2 separate regions of the Mus musculus genome follow, and region 1 is linked to region 2. A link is a loop called in an ENCODE intact Hi-C map of the cell type or tissue named here. Cell type or tissue: left cerebral cortex. All regions are shown on one strand. Each heading gives the region's core, and the rest is flanking DNA. Links, peaks and the distances in the headings are about the cores only. Region 1 holds the start of Fam219b (family with sequence similarity 219, member B). Region 2 holds the start of Ulk3 (unc-51-like kinase 3).

Evidence for each region. A loop is a pair of places that touch in the nucleus more often than their neighbours do. Peaks named below come from ENCODE experiments on the same cell type or tissue, not always from the same donor. Only the 100,000 strongest peaks of a DNase experiment are listed, where the experiment ranks them.
Region 1: it touches region 2 in a loop (2.7-fold over the local background); 10 of 42 quality-filtered maps call a loop at or near these places.

Annotation. Positions count from the first base shown.
Region 1 is chr9:57,529,897-57,545,660 of GRCm38, forward strand. Fam219b (family with sequence similarity 219, member B) reads left to right here and starts at 7,632. Exons shown (of 5, transcript NM_001166364.1): 1 at 7,632-7,938; 2 at 8,128-8,215; 3 at 8,915-8,992; 4 at 9,350-9,398; 5 at 10,759-13,291. The coding sequence starts at 7,725. The coding sequence ends at 10,923. It overlaps Cox5a (cytochrome c oxidase subunit 5A), which reads left to right. Exons shown (of 5, transcript NM_007747.2): 3 at 345-466; 4 at 1,773-1,896; 5 at 2,386-2,531. The coding sequence ends at 1,886. It overlaps Mpi (mannose phosphate isomerase), which reads right to left. Exons shown (of 8, transcript NM_025837.2): 7 at 15,299-15,507; 8 at 14,372-15,042. The coding sequence ends at 14,824. In left cerebral cortex, for the core only: no CTCF peak of the experiment used is centred there; DNase peaks (open chromatin) are centred at 7,640 and 8,162; H3K4me3 peaks cover 2,229 bases; H3K27ac peaks cover 1,673 bases.
Region 2 is chr9:57,584,145-57,599,908 of GRCm38, forward strand. Scamp2 (secretory carrier membrane protein 2) reads left to right here. Exons shown (of 9, transcript NM_022813.3): 8 at 2,936-3,056; 9 at 3,278-4,654. The coding sequence ends at 3,412. Ulk3 (unc-51-like kinase 3) reads left to right here and starts at 5,308. Exons shown (of 16, transcript NM_027895.1): 1 at 5,308-5,542; 2 at 6,180-6,320; 3 at 6,517-6,637; 4 at 7,070-7,174; 5 at 7,850-7,993; 6 at 8,187-8,269; 7 at 8,675-8,830; 8 at 9,018-9,123; 9 at 9,314-9,354; 10 at 9,607-9,709; 11 at 9,838-9,902; 12 at 9,990-10,068; 13 at 10,140-10,180; 14 at 10,463-10,510; 2 more. The coding sequence starts at 5,441. The coding sequence ends at 10,815. In left cerebral cortex, for the core only: CTCF peaks have their summits at 5,381 and 6,787 (motif pointing right); DNase peaks (open chromatin) are centred at 5,301, 5,974, 6,776, 7,328 and 1 more place; H3K4me3 peaks cover 1,506 bases; H3K27ac peaks cover 1,628 bases.

The sequences.
Region 1 (15,764 bases), core at 2,965-10,964, 54 kb before region 2:
GGTTGTTTTTAGATGATTTTTCAATACTGTTTAGTTTAAAGAATTCAAAATTCCTGTATTGTATTAACAGTTAAGCAAGTAAGCTAACGCTCCAGGACTTTTCCTTTAATCTCAGCACTGTTGCGTAATTGTGCTAATTCTTTGTGGTGTGTTCTTACTAGTTTGTTACATAGATTCTCATTTTACAGATAACAGTGGCCCGAACAGATGAGGTCACATGTCCATGATTCAGTGAGACTAGAGAGAACTGAGCCATGGACAGTAAGCAGACAGATAACTAAATTTGAGTGTATGAAGAAGGATATCTCAGGGTAATGTGAACTTTTTTTTTTTTAACTTGACAGGGATGAATACACTTGTTGGCTATGATCTGGTTCCTGAGCCCAAAATCATTGATGCTGCATTGCGAGCATGTAGACGGTTAAATGATTTTGCTAGTGCTGTTCGCATCTTGGAGGTTGTTAAGGTCAGTAAAAAAATGATGCTAAGGTTGTTCCAGAATAGGTGGGCCATATCACTTATTGACACTGGTGATATGGCCTAGTACACAATATCCTTTTAAGTGTGGTTATCCATGAAAGAACATAGTCTATAAAAATGATTTAAGGATCTAGGCATGCTTTTAATTCCAGCACTTGGGAGTTTTAAACTGGTGGTCAGAAGCAGGTGGTCTCTGAATTTGAGGTCAGCCTAGTCTACATAGTAAGTTCCAGGACAACCAGGGCTACAGTATAGTGAGAGCCTGTCTTTTTGGTTTTTTTTTTCTTTTTTTTTTTTAAAGATTTATTTATTATATGTAAGTACACTGTAGCTGTCTTCAGACATTCCAGAAGAGGGAGTCAGATCTCCTTATGGATGGTTGTGAGCCACCATGTGGTTGCTGGGATTTGAACTCAGGACCTTCAGAAGAGCAATCAGTGCTCTTACCTGCTGAGCCATCACCAGCCCCCCCCCCCCCCCGCCCTTTTTTTAATGTTAGAGAGATGGCTCAATTGCTAAGAGCTGCTGGTGCTCTTAACTGGCTGCTCTTTCAGAGGATCCAGGGTTCCGTTCCCAACACCCATGTGGCAGCTCACAACTGTATGTAACTCTAGTTCCATGGGACCTGATGACATCCTCACACCACACGGACATCCAGGCAAAACACCAGTGTACATAAAATAAAAAATATAGATGTCTCTGTTTATGAGCACTGTCTGTTCTCCCAAAGGACATGGGTTTAATTCTCATCACTCACATGACAGCTCACAACTGTAACTCCAGTTCCAGGTTATCTGCATCCTCACACAGACATGCATGCAGGCAAAACACCAATGCACATAAAAATAAGTAAATGTGTGTGTGTGTGTGTGTGTGTAATTTAAATAAATTTTTTTTTTTTTTTTTTTTTGGTTTGTAAGGGGAAAGTGACAATACTTTATCTGTACTGACTAAGATAATTAAGGATTCTGGAGCTGTCCGTCCACTCAGCACTGGTAGTTGATAAAGTCAGTCCTTTAAATTGGAAGCAAGTTAAGAAACTTCCCTTCTGTTAATTTAATTCTTCTGATGCCTGATGGGCATGTTTAATTACCTTTTCAAAATTCTGTCATTACCACCTTGAGCTTCTCATACTTGAGCTGTCTCTACTAAATTACAGGAGTCCACACCTGGGTTGTGGTTCTGAGGCCCAACTGAAAGGCCTTCTGAACAGCTGGTGGGCTTCTATCAACTGAGGTCTAACCCCAGCCCTGCAGTTTCATTTGTTAACAGACTATTCTCATTGCCAACAGGACAAAGCAGGACCTCATAAGGAAATCTATCCCTATGTCATCCAGGAACTTAGACCAACTTTAAATGAATTGGGAATCTCCACTCCAGAGGAGCTGGGCCTTGACAAAGTGTAAACTCCCTTCGGTAAGTAGCAGTTCAAAGAGTGGTGGGCTGATGGCAGCACTGTCCTGTGGGTTTTTGTGTGTGTTTGTGCCACAGCAACGGTGTGAAATTCAGAAGACATTTTTTTCTAGTCAGTTTTTTCCTATCATGTCAGTCCGAGGGCTTCATCTCAGGTTGTCTGGCTCTGCAGCAAGTGTCTTTACCTGCTCAGCCATCTTGATCAGCTCTGAAATTACTATCCTGTCTATGTTGTTCTGACTGCTAGGATTACCTGGCTTTAAACTTTTCTGATTAGGAAAAAAAGGCTAAGTACCAGTGGTGTAAATGATGAAGAGGCTACAAAGTCAGGCCCTTGTAAATTGACGGAGGCTGTATTAAAGCAGGAAGTGCTCCAGGGTGGAGGCTGTTTCCTGGGGCTGTAGTTCCAAAGGTCATTTTAAATAAAATGTCTTCATTTTAGCACTTTACTGGCTAATTCTGTGCTTTTTTTTTTTCTCTCCCTCTCTGCAGATGGGCTTCCTAAGGACTTAACTGCTATTGCTACTTGATTGAAACAGTTGCCTGGAAATGTTTTATTTGAACAAATTTTCCTTTGAGTATCAAACCATGTAATAGTAACTTGGACTTTAATAAAGGGAAATGAGTTTGAACTGAAATTAGGTCTTGTGATGTTGTCTGCATTGAGAAGCAGAGGCTGAGCTGGGTATGGGGGCACAGTCTTAGTCCCAGCTCATGGGTGGCAGAGAGAGACAGGTGGATCTCTTGAGTTTGAGGTCAGCCAAGGGTACATAAAGTCTTAAAGACAGTCAGCAAGGTGATGTGGAGAAAAGTGCTGTGCAGCAGCCAGCTCTTCTCTGCCTGCTCTCGGCAGCACCTTGTTAGCTTAGACATCAGAGTATTTGTCTTTGCTGTGATTGGTTTGCAGGCATTGTGGTTAAAGACTAGAGAAAGGGGCTTACTCCTTCCTTGAAAGTACTAAGGGAACAGCCCTATTTAACTTCAGGAGCTCCATAATCCCAGCAAGCTTCTCACTGCTTCCTGCTTATAGGTCTGTGGGACAGCAGTACGGCTGTGTTACTCCAACAGGAAAACAGTATTAAGTTAAATGTAGATGCTGCGGGGAGTTTTAGTAAGTTTGATTTTTGTTGTTTTAAAGATGTACATCAAACTTGTTCAACGTGAACATCAGCATGTTCAACATTTGTTCAACCATGAAACCTACTATGGTCTAGTTTTACTCTCACCTTTAATAAAATTTGATTCCCCTACCAGAAGACCTCTCATACCCTGGTTAAGAACTAGAATTGGGGAACTGGTGAGATGGCTTAGCAGTTCAGAGCACTGGTTGCTTTTCCAGAGGTCCTGAGTTCAATTCTCAGCAACCATATGGTGGCTCTCAACCATCTGTAATGGGATCTTCTGGTGTGTCTGAAGACAACGACAGTGTACTCATATACATAAAATAAATAAGTAAGTTAAAAAAGAATTGGCCAGGGGGTGATGGCACACACTTTTAGTCCCAGTACTTGGAAAGAAGAGGCAGGTAGACCTCTGAGTTTGAGGCCAGCCTGGTCTACAGAGCAATTTCCAGACAGTCAGGGCTACACAGAGAAACCCTGTCTCAAAAAAAAAAAAAAAAAAAAAAAAGGAAGAAAAGAAGGAGGAGGAGGAAGAGGAGTAAGAAGAAAAAATATTTTAAAATAAACCCATGCTGTTGCTTTTTAGTTTCCTCCAGACACTCTTCATGTTCCTCCAGATATTATTTTGATGACTCATCCCAGGGACTCATGCTGATGTCCTGTTCTTAGAGAATTCTGTGTTTGTAGGAAGAAACATTAAGAAATATTAAACAACTCCTCCCTAATATAGCAAATTTAGAAGTTCTGTGAACATACATTCAGGTACTATGAACATAAAAGGCATTAAAGGAAGTGCCATTTTAGTTAAAGCCTTAAGAATTAGGATAGGGTGCTAATGCTAGACCCTAAAGGTTACCTAACTGTCATCTGTTTGGTCTTTTTACCACTGGAGCAGGAAGAAAGGATTTTTGTTTCCTCGAAGCTCTCCTAACCCTCATGCCTCTACTTCCCAGCGCTAGAATTATAGGTGTGTGCCCCGCACCCATCCAGGCTCTTAATACAGAATGCAGACTTATTAAAATAGTCTGTTTCCTCACGGCCATGGATGGAGCCAAAGAGAAAACAGTTCATATCTACCTACCAGGTGTATAATAGACTGTGTATAAGGTGATGCTGTAATGGTCTTCATGCTACAGACATTGAATGCCTCCTGTACCAGACATGCCAACGCTGACAACAGAGCAACAAACAGGAAGGAAAGCAGGGAGGGAGACCGAGCCGTTGGACCATAACAAGAGTGAAACTAATGGGAAGGATTTCCAGTTTGAAGCTGCAAGGGAGAGGTTTCCCAGGGAAGGTCCTTAGAGTATAAAATAGGCTGAAGGTTGACTTGTTTAGAAGAGGGCATCTTTAGACTATAGAGCAGTATTCTCGACTTCCTGATGCAGGAATCCCCCCACCCCCAACCATGAAGTTACTTTCATTGCTACTTAATAACTGCAATGTTGCTGCTGTTATGAATTGTAATGTAAATACCTGGTTTTGGATGGTCTTAGGCAACCCACATGAAAGGGTCTTTTGACATACACCCCTCCCTAAGGGGTTGTGAGCCACAGGTTGAGCACTGCTGCTGCAGACCATTCATTAGCTGAGGTAGGGTAGGGTAGTTTTATACATTCCCACCTACCACCAGCTCCTGACTTTTTCCCTCCCAACTCCACATATTTTGAATCAACTTTGAAGAATATATGCTTTCAGGCCAGCAAGATGGCTCAGTGGGCGAGGGTGCTCGCTCTGAAGCATGATGGATGACCTGAGTTCAGTCTCCACAGCTACACAACAGGAGAGCCCAAATCGTGAAAGTTACTCTGACTTTCACACCTGTGCACACAAGTTATCTAGCAAAAAAAAAAAAAAAAAGGTATAAAATACAGTTCATATTTTTGCATAGTCCAGTCCATCCTATAATCTGCGTGTCTTGCAGTTCACTCATGGTGGCACTTGTGTTTAGCTCCACACTCAAGAAACAGAGCCATGTGGACCACTAAGTCCAAAGCCAGCCTGGTCTACATAGTTCCGGGCCAGACAGCAACAAAAAAACCCTCTGTGCTATGTGGAATTTTAACTATATCCCTCTCAGGAGACATGATCCTGGCTTTTTGTTTTGTATTTCAAGTCAGGGTTTCTCTGTGTGGCCCTGGCTGTTCTAGACCAGGCTGGCCTCAAACTCAGATCTGCGTGCTCTGCTTCCTGAGCGCTGGAATTGAAGGTATTTGCCACCATATCAGCCATATTGTAGGCCCCCCCTCAAGTTTTTTTATTTCGTTTAAATGAGTGTGTGGAGTTCAGGGGAACAACTTAAAAGATTCAGTTCTCTCCACTAAGTAAATCAAACTCAGGTTTGGTTTGTCTGGCATAGTGGCAAATGCCTCTGGCTGAGACATCTTGTAGCTTTTCATATCTTCCTACCAGGTTAAGGCAAACAGTAGAATGTAGCAGTAAGGTAGGAAATGGGGTTTAGATTCAGACCTGTGTTAAACTCTTATCTACCAAATAGCACTTTTCTTGAGACAAAATTACAACTTAACAGTGAGGGTGAAGATTGTCACCAAGGCGAAAATGTTTTACTGCCAAGTACATCCTGGGTCCTCCACTCCCACCCCTAAAATTAGGCAACTTCGTTTTTCATTGTTTCCAAAGAGCAGAGTTGGAAGGTTTGTTTATAGGCCACACAGGGGCAGAAACAAACGAATGGATTGGGTGATTACTTTGCTCTGCTTAGAAGCCTAGGGCAGGGAGACAGGAAACAAAACTGACCAATACAGGTAACTTCTGGTTATTTTTTTCTACAAAAGAATTACGGCAGCCAGGCAGTGGTGGCCCAGGCCTTTAATCTCAGCACTTGGGAGGCAGAGGCAGGTGGATTCCTGAGTTTGAGGCCAGCCTGGTCTACAGTGTGTTCCAGAACAACACAGGCTACAAAGAGAAACCCTGTCTTGGGGGGGGGGGGAAGAATTATTATTATTATTATTATTATTATTATTATTATTATTATTGAGGCATAGAGAGCTATGCTGTCACACCGATGAAACCGGTTTGGCATATCTGATTATTTCTTTCACCTGATTTCTCAGGCCAGCTTCAGTCCGGTGACTTGGAGTTTTGTGGATTAGCCAGATCTTGTGGATACTGATCTTACTCCAACAAAATTGTCTCACTTATTTTGGAAATGAACTCGGCTTCATGTGTGTTAGGCAACATTCAACAACTGAGCTGTATTCCCCAGCTGAACAATAAACTGAGTTGTGTGTTTCTGGAAGTAAGCAATTCCAACAGCTGGGAATGGTAGTGTAAACCTGCAATTCCAGTACCTGGGAAACCAAAGCTCGGGGATTGTGAGTTTAAGGCCAGTCTGAGCTACATAGCGAGATTCTGCCTAAAAATAAAAGGAGTCCGGCAGATAGTTTGGGGTGGAATTCACAAGATAGCATAGGTTTTATCAAATCTGATTTTTTTTTTTTCCCAAAGCTCTGATCCCAAATGCTTCTTTTTCTCCTATGCAGCATTTTTTGTTCTTTTGTCCCTGGGTTTCGGCTGTACAATATTGACCTACCCTTTGACAATGTGTTAGCCATGGAACAGTCTCGCGATATTTGGCAGTTTCTACAAGGATCTGGAGCTTATTTCCAGCCAGACACAAGCACATCCCTTGGGGGCCAGAGTCAAGAGTCTTGACACAGCCTTGTACCCTGCCACATAGACTCAAGAGTGCACTTTCACCCTGCTTGCTGGTGTCCAATTTATTTTTGCTACTGCAGGACTTTCGTTCTTTTTTTTTTTTTTTTTTTTAAGACAAGGACTTATAGCCCAGGCTTGTCATGAACTCGGCCTCCACCTCCCTTGACCTGAGCTTACAGGTGTGCACCATCATTCCTAACTTCCCATTTTACCACCAAAAGAGGGAGGGAGAGAAGAGGAAAGAGAGAGAGGGAAAAGGAGAGGGAGGGAGGGAGGCCTTTTGCATGCCAGGCAAGAAGTCTATCTCTGGGCTATATAATTCCAGCCCCAAGGTTGTATTTAAGTGTGGAAATATGCCTAAAGAGAGCCAGCTGTGGTGTATGCCTTTAATCCCAGCACTTGGGAGGCAGAGGCAGGCAGATTTCTGAGTTCGAGGCCAGCCTGGTCTACAGAGTGAGTTCTAGGACAGCCAGGGGGCTACACAGAGAAAACCTGCCTCGGAAAAAAACAAAAAACAAACAAAAAAGAGCCAGCTGTTGCCAAGGTCTCGGACAGGCAAGAAACCAAAAACCGGTGGCATTTGTGTAGGATGCCGTGGGTAAATCCTGACCCTCCCAGGCCTGTTTTCTAGAGAAGAGCCCTGTAGCCCCTTCATATGAGCCCGACCCCTCCTGTATTGGTCTTAAAGGAGCCCCGGCTGCGGTGAAAGAGGCCTGCAACGCGACTTGGGTCGGCACAACCCGCTAGCCTACCATGTGTCATTTTACTTGACTACAGACTGAACTGACTTTCCTGCACATCCACAGGCTCAGACAGACTTCGGGTCTCAGAGTACCTGAAAGGCAAGACCTGGGCTGGCCAGTTCCTGACGGGTAGGGCGGAACCTTGATGCTCTCTCCGCAGCAGGCGGCCGGAAAGCGCCAAGGGAAACCCGCGCCTGCGCGCCGCCATCTTTCTAAAGGCGTGTTACGTCTTGTCATTCGTTCTTCCCCGCGCCGGTCTGGCCACTGGCGGAGCGGGGCGGGACCGGTCATGGCGACCGAGGAGTTCCGCGGGCATGCGGTGCGGATGTCCACCCAGGGGTCTCAGCCTGGCGCGGCTCCCGACAGCGTGGCAGGAACTGCGGGGCTGCCCTCCGGACAGAGCGGCGGCGCGGGCCTCCGGCTCGGGGAACGCCCGCCCCCCGCCATGGAGAAGCGGGGACCCTACTTGGTGACACGCGCACCTTCCATTCAGGCTAAGCTGAGTGAGTGCAGTGGGCTGCATAAGGGTCTCTGCCCGAGCGGGTTGCTGTGGCCTGGGGTTGGTCTCTAGAGCCCCGTGATCTTGTCCCCAGAGTGGAGGGGGTTTAGGTGCAGCCCTCTCCTGTCCCCGACAGTCCGAAAAGCAGCAGAATGGGGAAGACCTGGCTGACATAAGACCCTTTGACTTCCAGAGAAGCACCGGGACCATGCCAAGGCCGTTCTGCGGAGAAAGGGCATGCTGGGTGCCTTGACGAACCGACCCGATTCTTCAGGGAAAAGGTCTCACTGGGCTTTTTACTTCCTCTGTCAGCAGCGTTCAAAGGCCCTATCCCTTCCTGTTTGGGAATCAGGGCACTGTTTAAGGTTGAGCTAGCTAGCTTATTTGCTGGTATCTTAAGAATGGGAACTAGGAGGGATGGGGCTGGGTGGGAGAGTGAGAACTGGAACTACCTCTACTCTTTATTAAAAGACTGTGCAAAATAGAAAAGTCATAAAATAGACTTTGTAAAAGGGGAGTTGCATCAGTGCACAGATAGGATAGCATTAAAGGATGAGATGGTTGCTGGAGTCCCGGGAGTGAAGATGGAGAGCCCGTGCAGTATTTTTGGAGTTTTTTTTGTTTGTTTTTTAAAGGCAGAATGGTACCCTCTTAGAGCTGAATAAGACCTCACACAGCTGTTTATAGCTGAAACTCAAATGTGACTTGCCTGGGATCCCCAGGCTAAGGTGGAAAGATGCAGCTTTTTACCTGGTTCCTGAAATGGGGAGGTGGGCCTTTCCTAGGAGCTTTCAGTGCAGTAGAGTGGGCCAGAAAAGAATCCGAGAAGCCGGAGCCAACTGCATAGAACAGCAGTTCGTGGTGACTGTGACCGGGTAGAAGGAAAGTCTGGAATAGTCCACTCAGTTCTTTCTGCATAGGGATCAGGGCTCTGGCCTTCCCTGTGAAATGCCTCTGCTTTCTTCCCCGCCCCATCTCAGGTCAGTGAAGTTTAACAAGGGCTACACTGCTCTTAGCCAGAGTCCAGATGAAAACCTGGTGTCCCTCGACTCTGACAGGTGAGTGCTTTCCTTGGAAATAGTCAGCAGTGACTTGAATAGATCAGCAGAGTGCTTGATGCCCTTGCCTGCTGCCTTTCTCCCCCGAGGCCCTTCATGTACACTCCAGGGCTGCTCTCTTTTGACTGCTGTCCCTTCCAGGGATAGCATGGCTGGAAGTGTTCCTGTCCTATTGGGCTTGCACTTTTAGCGAGAATCACCTGCGGGAGCCATTGGTGCTCACTGGGACTCTGGGCTTGAGTTCTCTGGTGTGCAGTCTTTGCTTCACAAGTCCTTCAGACCCCCTTGCATGCCCTCGCCATTTGCAGCTGTGCCACAGAGATGTCCCCTGAACTGATTGTCTTCCTCTTCTCCTAGTGATGGGGAGCTGGAATCCAGATATTCCTCCGGGTATTCCTCTGCAGAGGCAAGTCCAGAGCGCCTATCTGTGCAGGGTCAGGCTGCAGGCAGGTCACCACCCACCACTGCCAAAATGTTTGTGCTGCCTGCTGTGTGCACAGCACGGTGCTAGATTCCACTTTGCTCCCTAGTCTTCCACTATTCCCTCTTCCCTAAGCAAAGAGAGACAGGCATCTTAGGATGGCTGTTGAAATTCAGGAGACTATATATCCTCAGAGCTAGAAGTGATGTCAAGTCCATAATCTTGGAATCCTCTTTCTAAGTTCCGGCTAAGTGTCTATAAACTGTGCTGGAATGCTTCTTGTGATTGGTCACTCACTACATCTAAGAAACATTGCTTGCTGCCCTCTTTGGGTAGTTTCCAGGTCTTCTGTTTCTTGCAGCCTGGACCCACTGGTCATAGGTTTGCCTTCCAGTGTTGAAAGGTAATTCAAGGCTTCCCTTTTTTTCTCTGAGTCAGCATTCAACCCTCCCCCACCCATCTTCCACTGAGCTTGCTTTCTTCAGTTCCATCTCTGGCAATAGTATGAGCACACCTCCTAGGCTGGTCTTTAGGACATCTTTCTAGAGTGATTGTCCCAGCGAGAACCAAAGGGACAGAAAATTCTCAGCCAGGCATGGTACCATGTGCCAGTACAAGTACAAATGAGCTGCAGTTAGGGACATGGCCGCACTGGGTAGCTCGTCTTTATTCTCCTAGGAATCATTGGTTAATCTCAGTTTTGCAAAGGAGAAAACAGCTTGCACATTGTACCCTCCTTATATGTCTAAGACATTAAGATTGTCAAAAACTAAGGAAATTCTGTCAAGAATCACAAGTCTAAAAATGTCCTAGCATCATTGATGTCCTGCCTACCAGCACCCTGGTGAAAGCAGGCTGGCTTTGCAGGAACCTAGCCCTGCCAGCACAGAAGGAACTAGCAGCAATGCTGTCCCCCTACCACTTTCTACTGTTCCACATATACCTCTAATACTCAAGCCTAGTTTTCTGTTGCCAACCTTCCTCTCTACATAGCCCTGGCTGTCCTGGAACTCGCTCTGTAGATCAGGCTGGCCTTGAACTCAGAACTGCCTGCCTGTCTCCCAAGTGCTGGGATCAAAGGCATGTACCACCACAGAGGACAGCCCCATATTCTTCAATCTTGATATGGATATCTGGGTGACAGATTTTTAAAGAGAAGCCTGGCTGGTTCTCAGTGAGCCTCTGGGGAGTTCCTCACTGCTGGAAAGACACTGCACAGAAAGGGCCGTCCTTCTGTAATGCAGGATGTGCAGAGGCCTGGGGCTAGGTAGAGCAGGGACCTGCCTTTAGGCAGCAGCTCTGTATGCCTCGCATCCTGTTTTACACTTCTGTCCTCTTCCTTTAGCAGGTGAACCAGGATGTGAGCCGGCAGCTGCTGCAGGATGGATATCACCTGGATGAGATTCCAGATGATGAGGACCTGGACCTCATTCCTCCTAAGCCTATTGCTTCTTCCGCGTGTTCTTGCTGCTGGTGCTGCCTTGGGGATTCTTCCTGTACCCTCCAGTAGCCATAGCCCTCCAGGATGGGCCGATGGCCCCAATGGCCCTTCACAGTGATACTCAGTGCACTGGGTATCACCGCCAGCCTAGAACCACTGGAGGCATTGACCTCTGGGGAGGCCAGTGGCCTACAGGAGCCCTCACCTGGTGCTTCTCATGTCAGAGGCCCCCGTCTGGGTCATAGGTGATAGGTGGAAGTCGGCAGGTTCCCACTGGGGCAGTTTCAGGAAGCCACTTTAATAAGGGAGGAGAAACTTCCTGAGGTTCTTATGCTGATTGCTAAGAAAACCATTTACAGACATTCTGACTCCTCCTGAGGAGGGAGAAGAAAGAACGAACTCCTTCACTCAGGCTGTGCTGGGGGTATGGTGAGAGGCAGAGAGCAGCACTTTATGGCTTGCAGGAGGAATCTCAAAGAATACAGCTGGGAAGCGCCAAGTGGGTTGTTCCTTAGGTTACAGCAAGGAATCTAACTTAATGATGGAGTGGGCCTGTGGCTTTCAGAACCTCTGAACTTGGACCATTCTGCTGGCCCTGCTGTCTGGATGGGCTTAGTAACTCTGTTGGCCCTTCCCCTGTTACAAGAGAACTGCTCTGTTGTATATGTTTATTTATCTGTAGTTCCTTGGCATTGGAGAGTTTCTCCGACTTTTTTTTTTTTTTTTGAGGTAAAAATTGGATTGGCAGGAATCTGCAGTTTTTGTTATTACCAGCAGAGGGAGCTGCTGGGAAGTTAGTGCCTTCCTATGTTTAGCTGTGTAAGCTTTTGAGAAGTATTGATGGATGAGAGGTGTCCTGGTGTAGCTGTGTGACTCTGGCCTACATGGAAATGTTTAGACAGGATGGGAAGGGGAGACTTAAGCCAGCTCCTGGACCCCACTTGAGTTGATGAATCTGCAGTGCAAGGAGGCCTTCCCTCTAACAAGGCACATTTCTCTCCCCAGCACAGGGCTCACAGGCTGGTAGAGCACTTGCCTAGCCTGTGCAAGGCTAGGGCTGATGCACAAAACAAAACAAAAAAAAAAGCCTCTGGGAGAACACAGCTAAGCCCCAAGCCTGAGACTCAGTACTAAGCCTCTTCCTGGAATCTAGTTTTCCCAGTCCCCCTCTGCCCGGGTCCTCCTCTTTGGGGTTTTTTTTTTTTTTTTGGTTTTTCGAGACAGGGTTTCTCTGTGTAGCCCCCTGGCTGTCCTGGAACTTACTCTGTAGACCAGGCTGACCTTGAACTCAGAAATCCACCTGCCCCTGCCTCCCAAGTGCTGGGATTAAAGGCGTGCGCCACCACTGCCTGGCCTCTTTGCTTTATCTTACCCAGGTGTGTGGTGAGGCTTGGGGTAGATACGGTTCCCAGCATAAGGGGCGGCAATAGTCAGAGTTAGGGGTTGGGCACCACATGTGACTGTCCGTCCAGTGATTACTGGAGGCTTAGGAGAAATGATATGCCTGCTATGTCCTTTCATAGGTAGTAGCAAAAAAGGTAAGATCAAAAGATAAGGCTTTCCCTATTACTTGGCCACAAATCTGTTCTCATGATTGTTGCCAGTGCCTAGCAGGGGGTTTTGTTGTTGCTCTCAGGCTGTGGAAGGCTGAAAAGAGTATACTATGTCTAGGGGCTTTTTACTCGACTGCTTGGCAGCATCACAAGAAGGAAGATGGGACAGAAGCCAGAGGCACATCTACTTGGTTCTTGGGTTGGGTCATAGATGCTGCCTGGGCTCTACAGTGGGAGTCTGCAACTCTGTGCAAGGATCTCATTCTGAGCACTTTATGTATGGCCTGCAGGGAAGGAACACAGACCATATCCAGGCTTCTAGGGCTCTGCAGAGGTGGAGTCCTCATGTGCAGAGGGAACAGAGATAGTACAGAGTAGAGAAAGACTTGGTGGTAGGGCTCAGTGAGGCCACAAGGGCTTGTGGAACTTAAGTGTGGAGTTCTATTTCTGTTTGGTTAAAACAGAGTAGCCTGGACATTTGGCAGCTCCTGGGGGTGGGCAGTGCCCAAGAAACCACACTCTCTGGGGTAGTTGTACTTGGCTAGAACTGTCCCTGGAAGGAAAGTTGTCGAGCTAGGTGGCCTCGTGTGGAAAAGCATTACTTGTGGAAAAAGCTCAGTAGTGTCCAGCTAGGAGGGATAGAAATGGGCAGCTGTTAGGGGACAGACAAAAATAACACCAATAAAGGCACAGAGGTGCTCACACCCTAACTGCCTTAATTCCAAGGGCTGGGTGTTCTGCGGGAGGCTGTCCCTGGGAAGGAGGGCGTCTGAGCCTCCTCAGGAGTGCCTGTGCCTCCCCCACGTTTGTTTACACTGCCCCTCAGTCCTCTTTCTTGCCTTGCACTTTCATAGTCTGTTATAATAAATGCAGTCCTGGTAGTGAGCTGTACTGTGCTGCAGTGGGTGGCTTGGTTTGGTTTGGTTGGTTTGATACAGTTTTTCTGTGTAACCTTAGCTATCCTGGAACTCACTCAAACTTAGACCAGGCTGACCTCAAATTTAAGAGATCCACCTACCTCTGCCTCCCAAGTGCTGGGATTAAAAGCCAGCTTTGGTTTTTTAATCTTATGTGGGGGGGGGGGGTACACTTAAGTGTGTGTGTACTACATGTATGCAGGTGCAAGAGTCCATAGAAGTCAGAACAGGCGTCAAATCTCTTAGAACTGGAGTTACAATTGTGAGCCACCACATGGGAACTGGGAATGAAACCTGGGTACTCTGCAAAGACAGCAAGTACTTTTTAACTGCTGAATTGTGTCTCCAGCCCCCAATACATAGCACTAGCCTGAGCTGTCTGATAACCTCAACAATACATAAAGGGGCTACGAAGATGGCTCAGTTGTTAAAGTGCTTACCATGCAAGTATGAGGACCTGAGTTCAAATCCCTGAGCCCTCACCCCAAGCACCCAAATAAGAAGCCAAAAGTAGTGGCACACACCTGTAATCCCAGTTCTGAGGAGGTCAAGATGAAGGACCACTGAGACCTGCTAGTTAGTCAGTCTAGCTGAACTGGTGAGTTCCAGGCACCAGTGAGAGACCCTGTCTCAAAAAAAGGTGATGGTTCTTGAGGAGTAACACGCAGGTGCATGTATGTGCACATACATGCCATGTGCACATACATGCCATGTGCACATACATACCATGTGCACATACATACCATGTGCAAACACCAGGGGCCATTAGGAAGCAGAAGCAGAGCTCCAAAGCCAACCTTTGGAACATGAAGACAGTCTCAGAAAAAGTCAACTACAGGAGCAGAAGGCCTCCCTGCAAGCTGTCCAACTGAGGCTGGAGCTGGCTTCCTCTCCCACCCCTTCCTGTAAAAGCATTCTGGAATCCAGCCTGCCCACCCCCACGAAGCTGTATGAAGAATTCAAACCAAACCTGGACATCATCAGAGAGCTCCTTCCTCCCACATCAGGGACAGGCATACCAAAGGCTGACTGCTCTTCACTCTGTATCCTCAACACAAGTGATCTTTAATTACTTTGACGGAGCTAGAGGGAATACGCTTCATTAGTCCACTGGCCTACCCCTTCCCTTCCTTCCCTTCCCTTCCCTTCCCTTCTCTGCAGCTGAGAGCATGCTGAGCTAATGCTGGGGGATGCATGCTTTGTTAGCCTAACACCTCAGCTAGGGCAGAGTGGTTGCCTCTTTGGTGGACACACTGGCTCAGAGGTAACAGTGTTGAGAGGGTACAGAAGAGTGGCAGGCCTCAGGCTTCATGCATACAGAAACCTTGTCCTGAAGATGGTCCAGCCTGGGCATGCTCCTGGAGTTACTAATGCCAAATTTACTGCTTCTAATCCAGTATACATTCAAAGAGTGCACAACAGGGACAGGGATTGGGCTACACCTGAAATATGGAGCTGGCCAGGATACAGTGGTAGGCAGAGAGACTAAGAACTAGTCTCTACAGCAGACAGCAGGCCCGGAATATCAGCAGATCCTTGGGCACAGTAATCTTCAGTAAGACACTCTCATTGGCTGCAATGAAGAGCACTCCACCACGGTACAGAGGGATTTCTGCATGGGCTGAAGGTATGATAGCTGTCACTGTCCCTTGGACCATCAGAAGGATGCTGGCAGAGTCTAGTGTTGAGACTTTGTATTCAGTGACAGAGCTAGGGACCTGTCAGAAAGAAGTGATAGAATAGTATAATTTGCACTCTACTCCTGGGTTCTAGACCACCTTGGGGGCTTTGCTGCCTCCTTTCCCATTATTCAAGCTCTTGGCACTACGAAGGCCCACATCTGGTCCCTGGCAGAGAGACAGATGGGCTCTGTGGCTGCCCCGACTAAGTGGGCTTGACAGGAAATCCAGCCCCAGGTATCCCCATGTAAGCTTCACATGCTACCCAGGGAACCTTCCTGGTCCACCTACTTACCTCCATCTTCATAACAGTGAAGTCTGGCACAGGAGGATCATAGATAGAGAGATAGGGGTCATCTTGACTCTGTGCTGGGGCAAACAGCCTGTTGTTGCTGGGGCTAGGTGTGTAGTTGAGCATTTCACACAGGGTTGGCACATCAATGAATTTGGGTGTCAGGCCAGCACGCACGGTATTGTCCGAACATGCCATGCATTCCACGCAGTCTAGAGACAGAGAAATGTCATGTAATAAGATGGTGAAGTACGCCATGGAAGTTGGCTCTCTAGGGCTGAGCCTCCTAGCTTAGGCCATGTGAGTGCCTATGAATTGGGTTAAAATGTGTGAATAGCATTGTAAGAAAATATGTGAAGGTATTAGGCCCCAAATTATGTTAGCCCCTGCATTAGCAAGACTTCTGCAACAGAATCCTGCAAACAGTCAAACGGGACATCCAGTCAGACATGGTGGTTCAAGTCTATAA
Region 2 (15,764 bases), core at 3,146-11,145:
GCCTTGTGATTGCAGAAGGTGGTGTCTGCCTCCCTGGAGAGGTGTCTTGCTATTCTGGAGCATATAGCTGGTTTGAGTTTCTTGGCACCTCGGTCCTCAGTTCAGAGTTAATTGCCGAAAGAAAAGCTGATGGCTGGCGTTTTCTTTTCTATACCAGTGCACAGGGAACATTGCAAAATGATGGGGTTGAGAGCAGGAGTCTGGGAGGGTGGCACTATTTTAGTTGCTTGTCACAGCAGGGAGCACGTACAGAGTGTAAGGAGAGGACTGGCCATCCATCACACTGGCACCCTGAGCCTGAGCACACTGCCGTCCTGCCACCCTGTGACCTTATTCTGTGTCCTAATCCCCACCCTTTTGGTGGATAGTCCAGCTTCATTATTACTTTAAGTGTGGGTGGCCCGTGTCTGTGATCCCAGCACTTGGGAGATGAGGCAGGATGACTGGAAGCTTAAGGTTAGCCTGGGCTATGCAATAAGTTCTGGGCCAGCCTGGAGAACCAGGGTCTCAAAAAACAAATAAGCTGAACATGGTAACACACTCATTTAATCCCAGCACTCAGGAGGGCAGAGGTAAGTGGATCTCTTAGTTTGAGGCGACCCTGGTCTATATAAAAAGATCTAGGATCGCTAGGGTTACATAGTAAGACAGTGGCTCAAAGCAAACAAACAAACAAATAAATGGGGTGGGGTGGGGTGGGGTGGGGCATGCTACAATTAATATTTGCACTCTCGACAGAGTCTGAGGTTTGTGGTCTGGTCCTGACCCTGCCTTCACTGCCTTGAACTCAGTAAGCTCAGCTGGCTCCTGCCTGTTCTTGCCTTCCCTTAGACCTTCTGTGATCATTTTCTTTCCTCTCTGTGTGTATGTGTATGCCCATGTGTCCATGCGTGTTCATGTGGGGTCACATGTATACACCTCAATGTGGAAGCAGAGGTTGAGATTTGTGAGTCAGCTCTCTTCTTCCATTGTGTGTGTTCTGTGGATCAGACTCGGGCTGTCAGATGCAGTGGCAACTCCTTCCCCTGCGGAGCTGCTTCCTGCCTCTGCAGTGCTCTTTGCTGCTTTTGCTTTTAGTGTTACACTTCAGTGTCATGAAACTTACTTCCTGTTTTCTTCTACAAGTTCATTTGTTTGTTTTTTTGAGACAGAGTCTCTCTGTGGTCCTTGTCATCCTGGTTACTATGTAGACCTGGCTGTCCTAGAATGTATGTTCTTCTGCTTCTGCCTCCCCAGTACTGGGGACTAAATGCATGTACCACCATGCCTAGCCTTTCCAAGAGTTTTATAGGTCTTACAATTAAATCTTTGTCCTACTTTGAGTTAATTTTCATGTATGATTAAAGTAAGGATCAGTTGTTCAGATACCATTTGTAAAGAGACCATCAGTTTCCCTTTAGGGTGTTAACAATTTTTTTTAAAGATTTATTTATTATATATAAGTACACTGTAGCTGTCTTCAGACACACCAGAAGAGGGTGTCAGATCTCATTACAGATGGTTGTGAGCCATCATGTTGGTTGCTGGGAATTGAACTCAGGACCTTCGAAAGAGCAGTCTGTGCTTTTAACTGCTGAGCCAACTCTCCAGCCCCAACAATTTTTTTTTTATTATTCCTTGTATTTATCAGGAGACCGGGGAGGGGGAGCATGCATGCCAGGACATGTATGTGAAGGTTCCAGGATAAGTTCTTCTCTTCCACCATGTGGGTCCTGAGTATCAAACTCTACCACCAAGCTTGGCATCAAGTACCTTCACCCACTGAACCACCTCTCTATCCCCTTGGTTTTAGGACCCTAAAAAATAGATTGGGGGTTCTGGAGAGATGGCTTGATGGTTAATAGCACTGGCTGCTATACCAGAGTATCCTGGTTCAATTCCTAGTACCCACATGGCAGCTCACAACTGTGTGTGGCTCTGGTTCCAGGGGATCTGACACCTTCACACAGACACAACAACAATGCACAGAAAAAAAAAAACTGAAAAACAATTTTTTTTAGAATTATTTATTTATGTATATGAGTACACTGTAGCTGTCTTCAGACACACCAGAAGAGGGCACTGGATCCCATTACAGATGGTTGTGAGCCACCATGTGGTAGCCAGGAATTGAACTCAGGACTTCTAGAAGAGCAGTCAGTGTTCTTTTCTCTCTCTTTTTTTTTTTGTTTGTTTGTTTTAAAGATTTATTTATTATTATATCTAAGTACACTGTAGCTGTCTTCAGACGCACCAGAAAAGGGTGTCAGATCTCATTACAGATGGTTGTGAGCCACCATGTGGTTGCTGGGATTTGAACTCAGGACCTTCAGAAGAACAGTCAATGCTCTTAACCGCTGAGCCATCTTGCCAATCCCCAGAAAATAATTCTAAAAATATGTACATCTGGACACTGAAGCCTATGGCATTGCTCTTCCCGCTATTCCGACACTGCTTTGATCCCTGTAGCTTTGTTGTAAGTCTTGACATCAGGTAGTGTGAGAATAATCCCTTTACAGCTAAGGACACTGAGGCTCTGGGGGGTGACAACCACTAACAACTGAGGTGACAGAGTAGAGGCAACAGGCTGGCCAGTGCTCCTCTCGCCAGAGTCCTCTGTGAAAGCCCGGTCTTCCCAGTCCCCCCCCTCAGTCAGCAGCACTGAGCTTTGGGCTGCTCCTGGCAAGGGGCTTGCTGTATCTCCTTTCCAAACCTCACTGGGCAGGAAGACATGACCCCACCTCTGAGACCTCAGGAGAGCTCATGCTGGGCCGGTGTGGGCCTGTCAGCACTCACAGCCTGTTCACTCACAGAGAAAGGTCATTGAACCACAAGGCTCCCTGTGCGGCTGGGAAATGTCCAGGTGGTGGTCAGGACACAGCCATTTGGGAGAAGTGCTCCTCTTGGGGACTTCTGAGTCTCAATCTTACCTCACCTCTGCGTTCTCCTTTTGTAGTGGTTGGCTTGCAGCCCTATCTACGATGAAAAATGGGCCCTTAGCTGTGACCATCATCATGATGGTAGTGGCTGGCTTCTTTACCCTCTGTGCTGGGCTTTCACTCTTCCTCCTGCAGCGGGTAAGTAGGACAGAGCCAACAGCGAACCCCAGTAAAATGCCCATCTCTCCTGGGCAGGCACAAATCTAAATATGCCTTGCTCCTGAAGCTCTCAGGGGCCCAGCACCTCATCCAAGGCTATGGGTAAGCAGCCAGGCAGGGTTGACCCCTCCAGTGGCTGCCACCATACCCTGATGGCTAGGTTTGCTCTGGGCTCTTCTCACCCCAGCCTCCTTCCCTAGGTACACGCCTTCTACCGCCGAACAGGAGCCAGCTTCCAGCAGGCCCAGGAAGAGTTCTCCCAGGGTATCTTCAGCAGCAGAACCTTTCGCGGGGCTGCCTCATCTGCTGCCCGAGGAGCCTTTCAGGGGAATTAGGCTTCCCGACTCTCCTTCCCTGAGCCCTGGCCTCTCTGTCAACTGTCTTCTGAGCTGCACTTTCCTCGGGTGCCTTATGCAGTGACTACACCAGCACAGACCTGGCAGGGATTTGTCTTGTCCCTGCTCCTCCCTCAGTAGTCAGCTTTCTCCTCTACAAGAGGGAAGGAGAGGAAGGGACAAGGACTTTAAAAAAAAAAAAAACACATGGGAAAAGAAAAAATAACAAAGCTGTCTTTCCTTTTCTAATGGTGGCTTGGTCTGATTTTGTCTGGAAGCAATGGGACTGTTTTCCCTGAAAACAAATGGACTCATGTGCTTGGGATCATGGGCCAACCTGGGCTCACTGTACTGGGGATTTTCCACAGGCACCCTGTACTTCACTCCCTCCCTCTACAGGCTCCATGTGTATTGGGTCTCCACAACCTTGCCTTTCATGCTTGGGCTTCCTAAGTCCCCCAGTGGCTCTACTCTAGGTGAGCTGTGTTCTGGGTGGGAGCACAGAAGTCTCCCAAGTCCTCTTCCGGTGAGCTCCTGGTGTTCTTCACAACCGAGTCATGACCCTGTGCCTGCTACGACTCATGTGTGATAGCACCTTGTGCCCTCTGGGGGCCCTCCCTAGCCTCTCTTCAGACTTCTGAATGTACAGTAAGTGGGGTTGGTTGAGACTTGGGGGATGAGGAGGGGACGAAGACAAGTAAGTCAAGTCCTGCCCAGCCTCTACCAGTCTTGTGAGAGGGTAGATGTCTGCTTGTTTTGGCTTCTCTCCTCCCAAGGGACTCTGCCCCTCTGCCTTAGCTTGGCCCCTGCCTATCTTCAGCAATACTCACCTCTTAAAACGCTTAGGGTCTTTTGGAAGAAATCAGTCCTGAACTATGTCCTGCAGGCAGGACTGCCGAGCCTTCTTTCTGAGGGTTCTTCCCACAATGGAGTCTAGGTCCCTTTCTACTTGTCCTGGGGGCTCCACGGGTGTGTCACTGCAGTGGCACCTAAGAAGCCGCTGTGGAAACCTGGACCCTGTGTTTTGTCAGTACTGCGAGAGCTCACCAAGCTGGCCAGTCTCCTGCCCCTGGGAACTGGGGCCCTCCTGAGACTACCCTCATGCTGTCAGCCCTAGAGCCACCAAGTGGTAATGTCAGCCACCGGGGTTTTGTAAACTTCCTGGTATTATTTTCCTCCATGTACAGATGTATATGTCATGTCTCAATTTTTGTGCTTAAATAAAAAGATTTTCGGACAGCACTGGCCCTGATGTCAATGGTGGACTTGGGAGGGCTATAGCCTACTGAAGTACAGACTAAGGGCCTACTAAGATAGGTGAGGTGACAGTTAAGGTTGTTGGTGGCTGAGCTGTGCTGGACGACAGACCACTCAACTCTAGGGAAAGAGTTGAAAGGCAGAATCGAGGACCCTGGCAATGGCAACTTGGTCTCTTCCAAAGGCATTTAAATTGTTTTTCGCCAAGCATAGTGGCACATACCGTTAGTCCCAGCACTCCGAGGCCAGACTGCTCTACAAAGTAAGTTCCAGGAGAGCCAGGGCTACTCAGAGAAACCTTGTCTTCCAAAACCAAATAAACGAATGAATAAGGGCCAGAGCACGTGTGATGATCAGAGAAGAACTTGCTGGAGTCCGTTCTCCCTCGTCACCCTGTGGGGCCCTGGGATTTTCATATCCACTGCTTCTGGTCTTGAAGGGCAGGGAGTGAGCCAGGCTCTTCCTCCCGCCCCCTACGTAGGTGGTCTCTAGGATGCCATTCCCATGTGATCGTGTCCGCAGTCCTCGACACAACTCTACACCCACTAAAGCCTCAGTGTCTGAAACCTGCCTGGCAATCCTTGGCAGAGGGTGTCACCCAGCCCGCTGCCGGCGGGGAGGAGCCTCGGAGGGGAGGTGTCGAGCCGCGCTTCCGGCGGGCAGCGCCGGGGCCCTGCGGAGTCCCGCCTCGCCGCCCCTCGAGCGCCCCCAGCTTCTCTGCTGGCCGGAACCTGCACCCCGAACCAGGAAGCACCTGGCGGCGGGCGCGGGATGGCTGGGCCCAGCTGGGGTCTCCCTCGGCTGGACGGTTTCATCCTTACCGAGCGCCTGGGCAGTGGCACGTACGCCACGGTGTACAAGGCCTACGCCAAGGTGGGTGTGGGCGGGTCGTGCCGGAGGTGTCCCGGCGCCGGGCACCCGACTCCCGTGCCAGCCAACTCCCTGCAAGCCCGGCTGGGTCACGGGCCAAGCTGAGCAGGAAAGGCGACCGCCTTGAGAGCAGTAAGGCCACAGTGGCTGCCCAAGCTGGTAGAGGAGGCTGGAGCTAACCGCCCCTTTTAGGTTTTAAAAACAGCCACGCCAGTTTGGTCTGGAGGTGCGGGCGATGACCTAAGGGAATCTCTGTGTCAGTGGCTGAAGAACCGGCTCTGCACGGAAGTTGCCTTAGGGGCTGGGAGGAGTCTGGGGTCAGACTCCCAGGAGGCAGCACCAGTTAGAATGCAGAGTGGATAGCTCTTTAAATAGTGACATCCCCCGCCCCCTAACCCTCCCCGCCCCCCCTCTAGAAAGTGATGCGGTGGGTTAGAAGCACGGCGTTGGAGAACACTTGCTGGGGTGGGATTCCCGAATCCGGATGCCTCGTTGATTTGAGACGTGGAAGCTGGGAAACTTGGAGGTCCATGGAGAGTGGACAGACTCCAAACAGGGGAAAGTTTGCAGACTCAGAGCCCACTCCAGCCCATGGGGTCGGCCCCTTCAAAACAGACACCCCAAATTTTCTGTACCACAGAAGGATACTCGGGAAGTGGTAGCCATAAAATGCGTGGCCAAGAAGAGTCTCAACAAGGCGTCAGTGGAAAACCTCCTGACTGAGATTGAGATCCTCAAGGGCATTCGGCACCCCCATATCGTGCAGCTGAAAGACTTCCAGGTCTGAGCCCAGGAAGGGGTGCCTCCAAAGGCGGCTGGAGAAGGGACAGCGCCTAAAGCTGTCTCTCTCTCTCTCTCTCTCTCTCTCTCTCTCTCTCTCTCGCTCCCTTTTTTTGGGGGGGGTTCAAGACAGGGTTTCTCTGTATAGCCCTGGCTGTCCTGGAACTCACGCTCTCTCTCTTTACTTGCAACCACAGTGGGACAATGACAATATCTACCTCATCATGGAGTTCTGTGCAGGGGGTGACCTGTCTCGCTTCATTCATACCCGCAGGATCCTGCCTGAGAAGGTGGCCCGTGTTTTCATGCAGCAGTTGGGTAAAAAGCTTGTGACACACCCCGTGGCTTCTTCTCCCCTATCCCAATGCTTTGCAGTCTGCCATGTTGTGTCCCTAGCATCTGTAGGGAATTCAGGCTTCCACATGGAGAACATGATGTAAGAACCTTGTGGCATCTTCCAGGGCCCAGTAGGTGGAACCCAAGTGCTTTAGTGAGGGAGAATGCAACGTCCTTAAGGGCTGGGGCTTTTCTGGAGGCTCCTTGAAGGGAGGGTGGTTTTATGAAGGGTACAGAGAACAGGCACTTGGGAACTCTTAGAAGTAGCCAGAGTCTGTTGCTTCTATATATTCTGTAGCTCAGCCAGAACAGCGCTGCAGTAATAGAGCTGTACGGGGATAGGTGGAGGCCTGGGGAGGGGAGAGGCAGGTGGGAAAGAGGCTCTGACTTATTTTCTGGTGGCTGACTCCTCAGCTAGTGCCCTGCAGTTCCTGCATGAACGAAACATCTCTCACTTGGATCTGAAACCGCAGAACATCCTGCTGAGCTCTTTGGAGAAGCCCCACCTGAAACTGGCAGGTCTGCGTCTGGAACAGCAGGGTGGCAGTTCATTTAGAGTGGGTGAACAGTGAGCTCCTGGCTGTGCTGCTTCCTCAGCGGCCTGGTTCCCAGGGGTCGCTCTGTTAAGTCATTAGTGACAGATCAGGAGGTGTAGAGCTGAGCCCGGCGCCAAAAGGTAGCACCCATTCCCAGGCTGCCCACACTTTCTGTCCTGCAGGGTGGTGGGTGGAGCTAGGGATCAAGTCTGAATTAGAGTTGGGGTTCAGTCTGGAACTAGTGCCAATGTGTGACCAGCATCCAGGATCAGTCTGTGAGCTCTGTTCTTAGGGTTAGGGCTCAGTCTGGACGGCTGAGGAGAACACTTAACAGTGGACAGGTGTTTGTGGTTCTGGTAAGATATAAAGAATGGGCTTGAGTTTGGAGGCCAGTGATCATGACGTAACTTAGTTCTGGGGCTGGGATGGGGCTTTCTGTGGAATTGTATTTGAGATAGGTTTAAGGAAAAGGTGCTTAAGAGGCCATGTGCCATGCAGAGGGTTTCCCCGAGCCGCCCCCCCCCCCCCAGGGATATAGGAGTATTGCACAGGGGAGGAGGCGGGAGTAGTACAGGTGAGTCTAGGGTGGGGAGGAGCCCTGACTGGCCTCATAGGAGCAGCTGGGATTTGAACCCTGGGCCTGCCCTCTTGCCTGCAGACTTTGGCTTTGCCCAGCACATGTCCCCGTGGGACGAAAAACACGTGCTCCGTGGCTCCCCGCTCTATATGGCTCCTGAGATGGTGTGTCGGCGGCAGTATGATGCGCGTGTGGACCTCTGGTCTGTGGGGGTGATCCTGTACGGTGAGACTTCTCTTCCCTTGTTGTCCACCCTGAGAGTTACTCTGTATTTGGGCCAGGCTTTTCTGGGCCTCTCCTGGGTTCAGATGAGAATTAAGGGCTCTACTCTGAGGGATTTTTGGTCCCCGTTCTGTGGACGAGCTAGGCCAGACTTAACCCTGTTCCCTTCCGGCCCCTCCTCTGCCTTCTTCCACAGAAGCCCTCTTTGGGCAGCCCCCCTTTGCCTCCAGATCGTTCTCAGAGCTAGAAGAAAAGATTCGCAGCAATCGGGTGATTGAGGTGCGTCTGGCAGGGTCTAGGCATCCACCGGGGATTGAGGGACTCAAGGCCCAGAAGTTTGTTCAGCACTGCAGTGCAGGCTCTGGGCCTTTCATGGCAGTGGGGCATGTTCTGTGGTGGAAGCCTAGAGTCTGGTCCGTTCCTGAGGATCCATATCAGCCACGACAGGCAACAAATGACCAGGCCCAATCTTCCCATAGTCCGGGGCTGGAGGCAAATACCCATTTGATAGGAGACTGATAAAGGATGCTTGGCTCTCTTCCTGCACATCACCGGGACTTGCCATGATCCACTCAGATTACCCACAGCAAACACGTACCCTTATGGGGGTTCCTAACAGGCCTTGGGCTTTGGGCTCAGATGTTGGAGCCTTCTGTGATGTGTCTCTGCTCTATGCCTCTGTAGCTCCCTCTTCGGCCCCAACTCTCCCTAGACTGCCGGGACCTGTTGCAGCGACTTCTAGAGCGGGACCCCGCCCGTCGAATCTCCTTCAAGGACTTCTTTGCCCATCCCTGGGTGGACCTGGAGCACATGCCCAGTGGGGAGAGCCTGGCACAGGCAGTAAGCAGACTGATGGGGATAGGGTGGGCTGGGTCTCATTTGCCTGCTCTTGGTGGTGAATAGGTGATCGGCTCACAGAAGTAGAGCAGGTTGCCACAGGGCACAGGGGTGGGATTGCTGACTGATGCTACTTGCTGTGGCATTAGGAAGGTAGGTCTGATTGCTGATCCTCCAATTTCCCCCCCAGAGGGCCCTTGTGGTGGAGGCTGTGAAGAAGGACCAGGAGGGGGATGCTGCCGCTGCCCTGTCGCTCTACTGCAAGGCTCTGGACTTCTTTGTACCTGCGCTACACTGTGAGAACCAGGCCATTCCTATAACCTGTGTGCAGAGGGGGGCAGGAGTTGGGTCAGGCTCCCCATTCAGAGCTTAGGGGAGATGGTGCAGAAGATCAACGTGGAACTGAGTATCTGAAGATTGCAAAGGGCTTACTGTGGGGTAGGCTTTCAGGACAGCATCCTCATATGAACCCTTCACCTTCTGCAGACGAAGTGGATGCCCAGAGGAAGGAGGCAATTAAGGCGAAGGTGGGTGAACTCCCCAGGAGAAAATGGGTGGACATGAAAGGAGAGACCAGAGATGATGCCAGAGCCTCTGGCAAATGACATTCTTAGATTTGAAACCTCTCCCACGAGATAGAGCTAGGGGAAGTGGGTGGGCCAGGCTAGCTTGTTGGGTGGCTGCCATGGTTAGCGTGAGGCAGTCACTAAGGACTAGAGGCAAACTTGGAGGTGGGTGCAGGATAGGGGGATAGCCCTCAGCCCCACATTCTCTTACAGGTGGGACAGTATGTGTCCCGGGCAGAGGAGCTCAAAGCCATTGTCTCCTCCTCCAATCAGGCCCTGCTAAGACAGGGCACAACTGTCCAAGAGCTGCTTCGAGGTAGGCTTCTGTCCCTGTCTGTGCACAAGTCCTGGCCAACCCACTCCATCACAGCAGGGACTGACAGGGCCTTCCTATGCGAAAACAACAGGCTGCTCCCTCACCATGAGCCTTTACTCTCACATCAGAGATGGCCCGTGACAAACCACGCCTCCTGGCTGCCCTGGAAGTGGCCTCAGCTGCCCTGGCCAAGGTTCGTTGCTCAATGGGAGGAGTCCGGGTGGGACAGAAAGGACACCAAGGCACAATATAGAATGGTGTGTCGCCCCTCTGGCTGTAGGAGGAGGAAGCTGGCAAAGAGCAGGATGCCCTGGACCTGTACCAGCACAGCCTCGGGGAGCTGCTAGTGCTGTTGGCAGGTAAGGCCCCAGCACTGGTACGGGCCCTGCCTCTGGTTACCCTGTCCTCACCATCTCCGCTCTCCTTACAGCAGAGGCCCCAGGCCGAAGGCGGGAGCTCCTTCACACCGAGGTAGGGGTGGGAGTCGAGAAGTGCTCCTTTCCCTCCTCCTACTCAGGTCTGTGGGACATAAATAGATCGCATATGGACTTTCCTTGCCTCAGAATTGTGAGGTCAGTGACCCAGGACTTCTGTGCCTAGATTAAACCAAAAGTCTGCCGGGCTCCTACAACAGGGAACAGATAGTGTTATCAGAGACAAGGCCATTCTAATGAGACAGAGGGTTCTGGGGCGCAGCAGGGGTGAGGAGGCACTTGAACCCTCCTCACGTCTGCCCATGTCGTCTCTTGGCAGGTTCAGAACCTCATGGCTCGAGCTGAATACCTGAAGGAGCAGATCAAGGTGGGCACGAACGGGCCTCACTGGGCAGTGGCTTGTGGGTTCCTCCTCTCTGTGGTTGTATGTGGGCTCTGACTTCTGATGTCCAGCTGTCTCCATCTTACCCCTCGCTTTGCTTTGACATCCCACAGATAAGGGAGTCTCACTGGGAAGCGGAGAGTCTGGACAAAGAGGGGCTGTCGGAGTCTGTTCGTAGTTGTGAGTCCTGCTCTGGGGTGTGACAGCCTATAACAGGGTTTTGCCTCTCCTGTAAGAGACCCAAGCTTGACCTTCCTCTTTCACCTCTGTTAGCTTGCACACTGCAGTGACACCGGAAGGAGCAGCGGATGGAGCACAACCCTAGAGAGAAGCTGCATTACCAACTCAGGTTGACACCTGCACACCTGGGACCTTCCTGGACGAGCAGCTCCCACATGCTGGTTCCCAGCATTCCTCTGAGTGTTCTCCACCCTTGGGGCGTCTGGTGGCAGGTGTACTAAGCTCTGGGAGAATTACTTGAATGTGACCTTGTCATTAGGTGACTGCTGGTCTAAGCCTGTCCGGCTTCAGGACACCATCACCCCGTTGTGTTTTGTTCTGCAAAGAGGACGTCATGCCTCTTCAGGACACTTGCTACCAGACAGCTGCTGTACCTGGGCCACCCCTCCCTGGGAGCCTTTATTCCAACCCTACTTTTTTTCTTGCACTGGAATGGGACACTCGGATACCCTCAGGGACTACCTACCTGACAGTATGCTCTCGGCTCTCAGACCTCTCCAGTCTTCCTGCGAGCTCAGAGCTGCCATCCTTTTCAGTTCTTTAAGACAATCCTTCATGCATGAAAGTCATGCCCTTTGTAAAGGTGGAATACATGTGAGAACCCCAGACCTTCCCTGCCTTGGCATGGAGGAGGGGTCCTCATACCCCCACTTACAGCTCTCTTTGAGGGGATATGCCACACTAGTCACATGGTGGACCCTGAGCTAGAGCTGGGTCTTGGCTGGGTCTTCCCCTCTGTCCTATTAAGCTATGGATACATCCACAGCTTATACCCTGTATGAGCTGGAGAAGAACTTACGTATCTGGAGTTACTGGAAGATTGCTCTTTTTTTTTTTCTTCTTTAAACACCCCCTCCCCCAGGTCATCATCTTGTTTCAGATTTTTATTCAAATTCTTATTGAAGGCTGATTTTTGAATAAGGAGCAGAGGAGCTGTTCTGCCACAAATGACCCCCAAATGACAGGCACTGAGACTTTCTTTCTTCCTTCCTTCCTTCCTTCCTTCCTTCCTTCCTTCCTTCCTTCCTTCCTTCCTTCCTTTCTTTCTTTCTTTCTTTCTTTCTTTCTTTCTTTCTTTCTTTCTTTCTTTCTTTCTTTCTTCTTTCTTCCTCTGTGTGTGTGTGGGGTGTGTGTGTGTGTGTGTGTGTGTGTGTGTGTGTGTGTGTGAAGGGTTATTTCTAAAGTTAGAGAATACTGGTGATTTTCAATCATTCTGCCCTTAACCGCCTCCTTAGGGCAAAATGGAACACCCTCCTTGCTAGAGGCTGGATGTATGTAAAGACTATAGTTCATTGTTTCTCTATTAAATTATTTTCCATACTTATGCATTTCTTCTTGCCTTGGAAAAATAGGTGAAGTGATCCTGCTCATACCAGGAGAAGCTGGGGAGCCTGACTAGTGTGGCCCAGAGGGAAGTGACTGTACACCTGCCTCTTGCCTTTAGTCTCTGGGACCCAGAAGTCCTGCTGACTGCCACTATTCCTGCCAACCACCTAGTGTGTGTTGTTGGGAGCAGGGCGTCAGGATGGATGGATAGACCTGGGAGCCCAATGAGGCCTTATTTCTGCATACCTCGGCATAGTGGCAGGTGGTAGCCCTCTAGAACAGTCCCCTGTAGACCATCCCGCCCTGCACACTCCCAGGAGCCTCCTGACTCTGGGCCAACAGTGAATGAGCAAGCTGGGTTTTAGGAAAAGAGAATCTTTTAGGGTTCCTTCTCATATCTAGTCCCCCAAAGATCCCCAGATCTTCCTGGGTCTGATACAGGAGGGACCAAGACAGAATGAATTCCCCTGACGCCTTTGGCCTAGCCATTGGGGGGCAGTGTACAGCAGTGTCCTATAGGGTGAGGGAGCTGCTGAAGTCTCTGTTAGTTCTGTTCCTTGGCCCAATGCTTGGATTGTACAATTGGGCTATTGGTGAACGTGCCCAGTAAGACTCACAAGGCAATGTGTGTAGGCCTGGTATATAGCACAAGTACAATAAAATGTTATTTTCAACTGTAGGGAGAAACACATACTTGAGATTTTCTCTGGAAATGAAGTAGATGAAAAGTTTCAGGAAGGAAAAATAAGGAAAGAAAGAGGAGGGGATGACTGGAGAGGGCTGGCTGGGAAGGGACAGGATGACAGGATGGGTGACCCTCACAAGACAGGAAGGGAGAGGGGCAATTGTCTCCAGACCACTGTTTACTGTGATGGCCATACCGGCCAGCTGGCTGGGAACAAGGACCTGAGCTTCTTACACAGGGTGTCTGAGCAATGGGCCCATGTGGGACACCCAGTGCAGGAGGTGCAGCATGGGAGTCTGAGGCTCTCCCGAGCATTGAATTGATGTCCTCCAGGCAGCTCTCGTCGATCCACCCCAAAGCAGGGAGGCAGGCAGCCTGGGAGCTGGAACAAACAGGGAGCGGGATCCGGAGAGCTTTCCGAGTGGCACGGGCCTAGAGGAGACTTCACGTTTGTGTTTCAAATATTTTCCTTATGAGAGGTGGAGAATTGCTGTCACTTCAAGGCTTTCAAAAATGTCTGTCTAGGAGCTGCACCCCCTTGCCTTCCCATCTCCACTCTCCCACTACCAGACCAAGCCAAGGTCAGCACCCGACCTCAACCTCCTATTTTCCCATGGACCTACCCTGGAAGGAACAGATGAGCCTTTGGAATAGACCACAGGACCCAGGTGTCTCTGGGCCCAGCCTGCGCCTCCCCCACCTTCCTTAGTTTTTGGTTTGGTTTGGTTTGGTTTGGTTTCCCCCAACTGGGGATATAGGAAAGGATATAAGGTTGTCTGGAAGGAAGGAGTCCATCCCCAGAGGCCAAGTTGCTGTCCCAGCCCTCCCTAAGAGGACAATGGCCCCAACTATGAGGCTGAGGAGGCAGGAGGCATGAGGCACATCATCTGGCCAGCCCCCACCGCCACCTCAACCCCCCCCACACACACACACACAGTAATTCACACTATCAAACACACAGAGACACAGAAACAAAGCTGTGTCCAACCTACATTCCTGGCTACAGAAATGCAGGCACAGGTCTTGCTGAGACAGAGGCAGCCTCAGCATTACTGTGCCCTGGACCCAGGCCAGTGGGCTCCCCATGCCTCATACAGACTAGAACTAGCAATGTCCGGCAGTCACAGGGTTAGAGGCAGGACAGTGGGCTCCACAGCTCCCCGACCCTGCTGGAACCTCAGCTCTGTGGGACAGAGGACAGACGCTCCTGCCTGCCCAGTGCTGAGCCAGAGCCTCAGCTGGGTCAATAGGCACTGTCAGACGCTCAGCTGGATAAGGGAACATGCCCCAGATGTCCCCAGTGCCTGCCTAGGGCTTCCAGTGTCTGAAGAGGGACCATCTGGCTGTTGGGGTGAAAAGGGAGACCCTGTACATTCCAAACCCTGGCCACCCTCCCTGCCCCCACCCTGGGAAACAGCTGGCCTTAGGAAGCCACTTGTTATCTCTGCACTCCTCTTCCCACTGGGAACTGGGCCTGAGCTGCCTGGGTGGGTGGGAAGCAGGAAGAGTGGACTGGAGGCTCCTTAGGTCGGGCCCCGGGGGTGCCACTGAGTTCTCTGGAATCCTGAGTGTCGTGGAGTCAGACACCTTGATTTGTACGCTGTGGAGTAGGAGGATCAGGCAGGCTGTGTGTTTTTGATTTCCCCTGTCCTGGGATAGTCTTCCCTCGGAATCCCTCACCCATCTTGGGAATTCTTTCTCATTTTTCCTTAAGAAGAAATCTATGCTTGCTATGGATGGGGGTGGGGTGGGGAGGGCAGATAAAAAGAATTTGGGTCAGAAAGACTTTTTTTTTTTCATCACTACTGGACATTTCCAGTGTCCCACAAGGGGAAAGAAGGAAAGAGGAAAGGAGAAAGCAAAAGGATGGGAGGAGAGAGGCCTGAAGCATCAGGACCTATTTGGTAGAGGAAGGGTTTAGGCACTGTTAAAGGGGGGACTCTTGGGGGTCAATGGCTTCCTTTGTGGCCTTCACTTCATACCAGATAGTCCTGGAACATACGACTATAAAACAAGAGCATGGAACCAGGATGGGGAGAGAGCTGGGACTTGGGTGGCCCTGTGCAGAAGACAGCTCCAGCTTGGCTGGGTTAGCCGCTCCCTGTAAAGGGCGTGGAACCAAGAGTGCGCATGGTATTGGGGGATGCAGATGAACACATGGGTAGGGAGGCAAATCCTTAGCACAGCTGACGCAGATGGACAGGGTCGCCTCAGCCTGCTCACTTTATTCATCTTTGCCTGGGCTTCAGACTGGCTCTTTTGCCCCAGAGCCTGCTCTGCTCCATTCCAGGGACACTGAAGACAGCTCAGGGCCTCTTGGGGTTCAAGAGGGTCAGTGAGGAGACAGAGTTCCCTCCCGCCTCCTGACCCCAGGCGCCAAACAGCCCTGCTTTGACAGGGTTCAGTGAGTGTCCCCATGCACCCTTACCACCTGACCTGCCATGCTGGCCTCCTTCTCAGCCAGCAAAGCACTGAGGGGGAGGGGGCTGTCCAATCCCATTAGGCAGAAGGCCCCTGAGGGTGGAGGGCCTGCTGTTGATGCTGGCCTAGGCAGCCCATGCTCCCCCACCCCCAGCTTGGGGCTCCTTTGGGAAGGTCAGAAAAGGGTTTTTGTCCAGTGGCTGCTAATCCCTTCCTCAGGGGGTGGACTAGGAGCATATGAGAGATGCAGGTGCCTCCCCCAGGATGCTCAAAGGATGCTCAGTAGGAGAGCCTCAGGCAGCCCTCCTCAGGGCATGGATCCCTTCTGTCCTCGCCCTTTCAATGCTTCCTTCCCCTTTCAGCTTTCCCAGTCAAGATTACCTACCCTTCCCTGCTCTTATTTTATAGAGAAACCTAATAGGAACTTTGCCCTTGAAACAAACTGCTTTTCCTGCCTGTAATACTGATGGCTTCCCCACAGGCTGGCACTTATTCTGTGAGGCCAAGAGGCACCAGGTGCCTGTAGCACTTTCCTTCTGCCCTGCAAGCCCCGGAGATGACCACTGG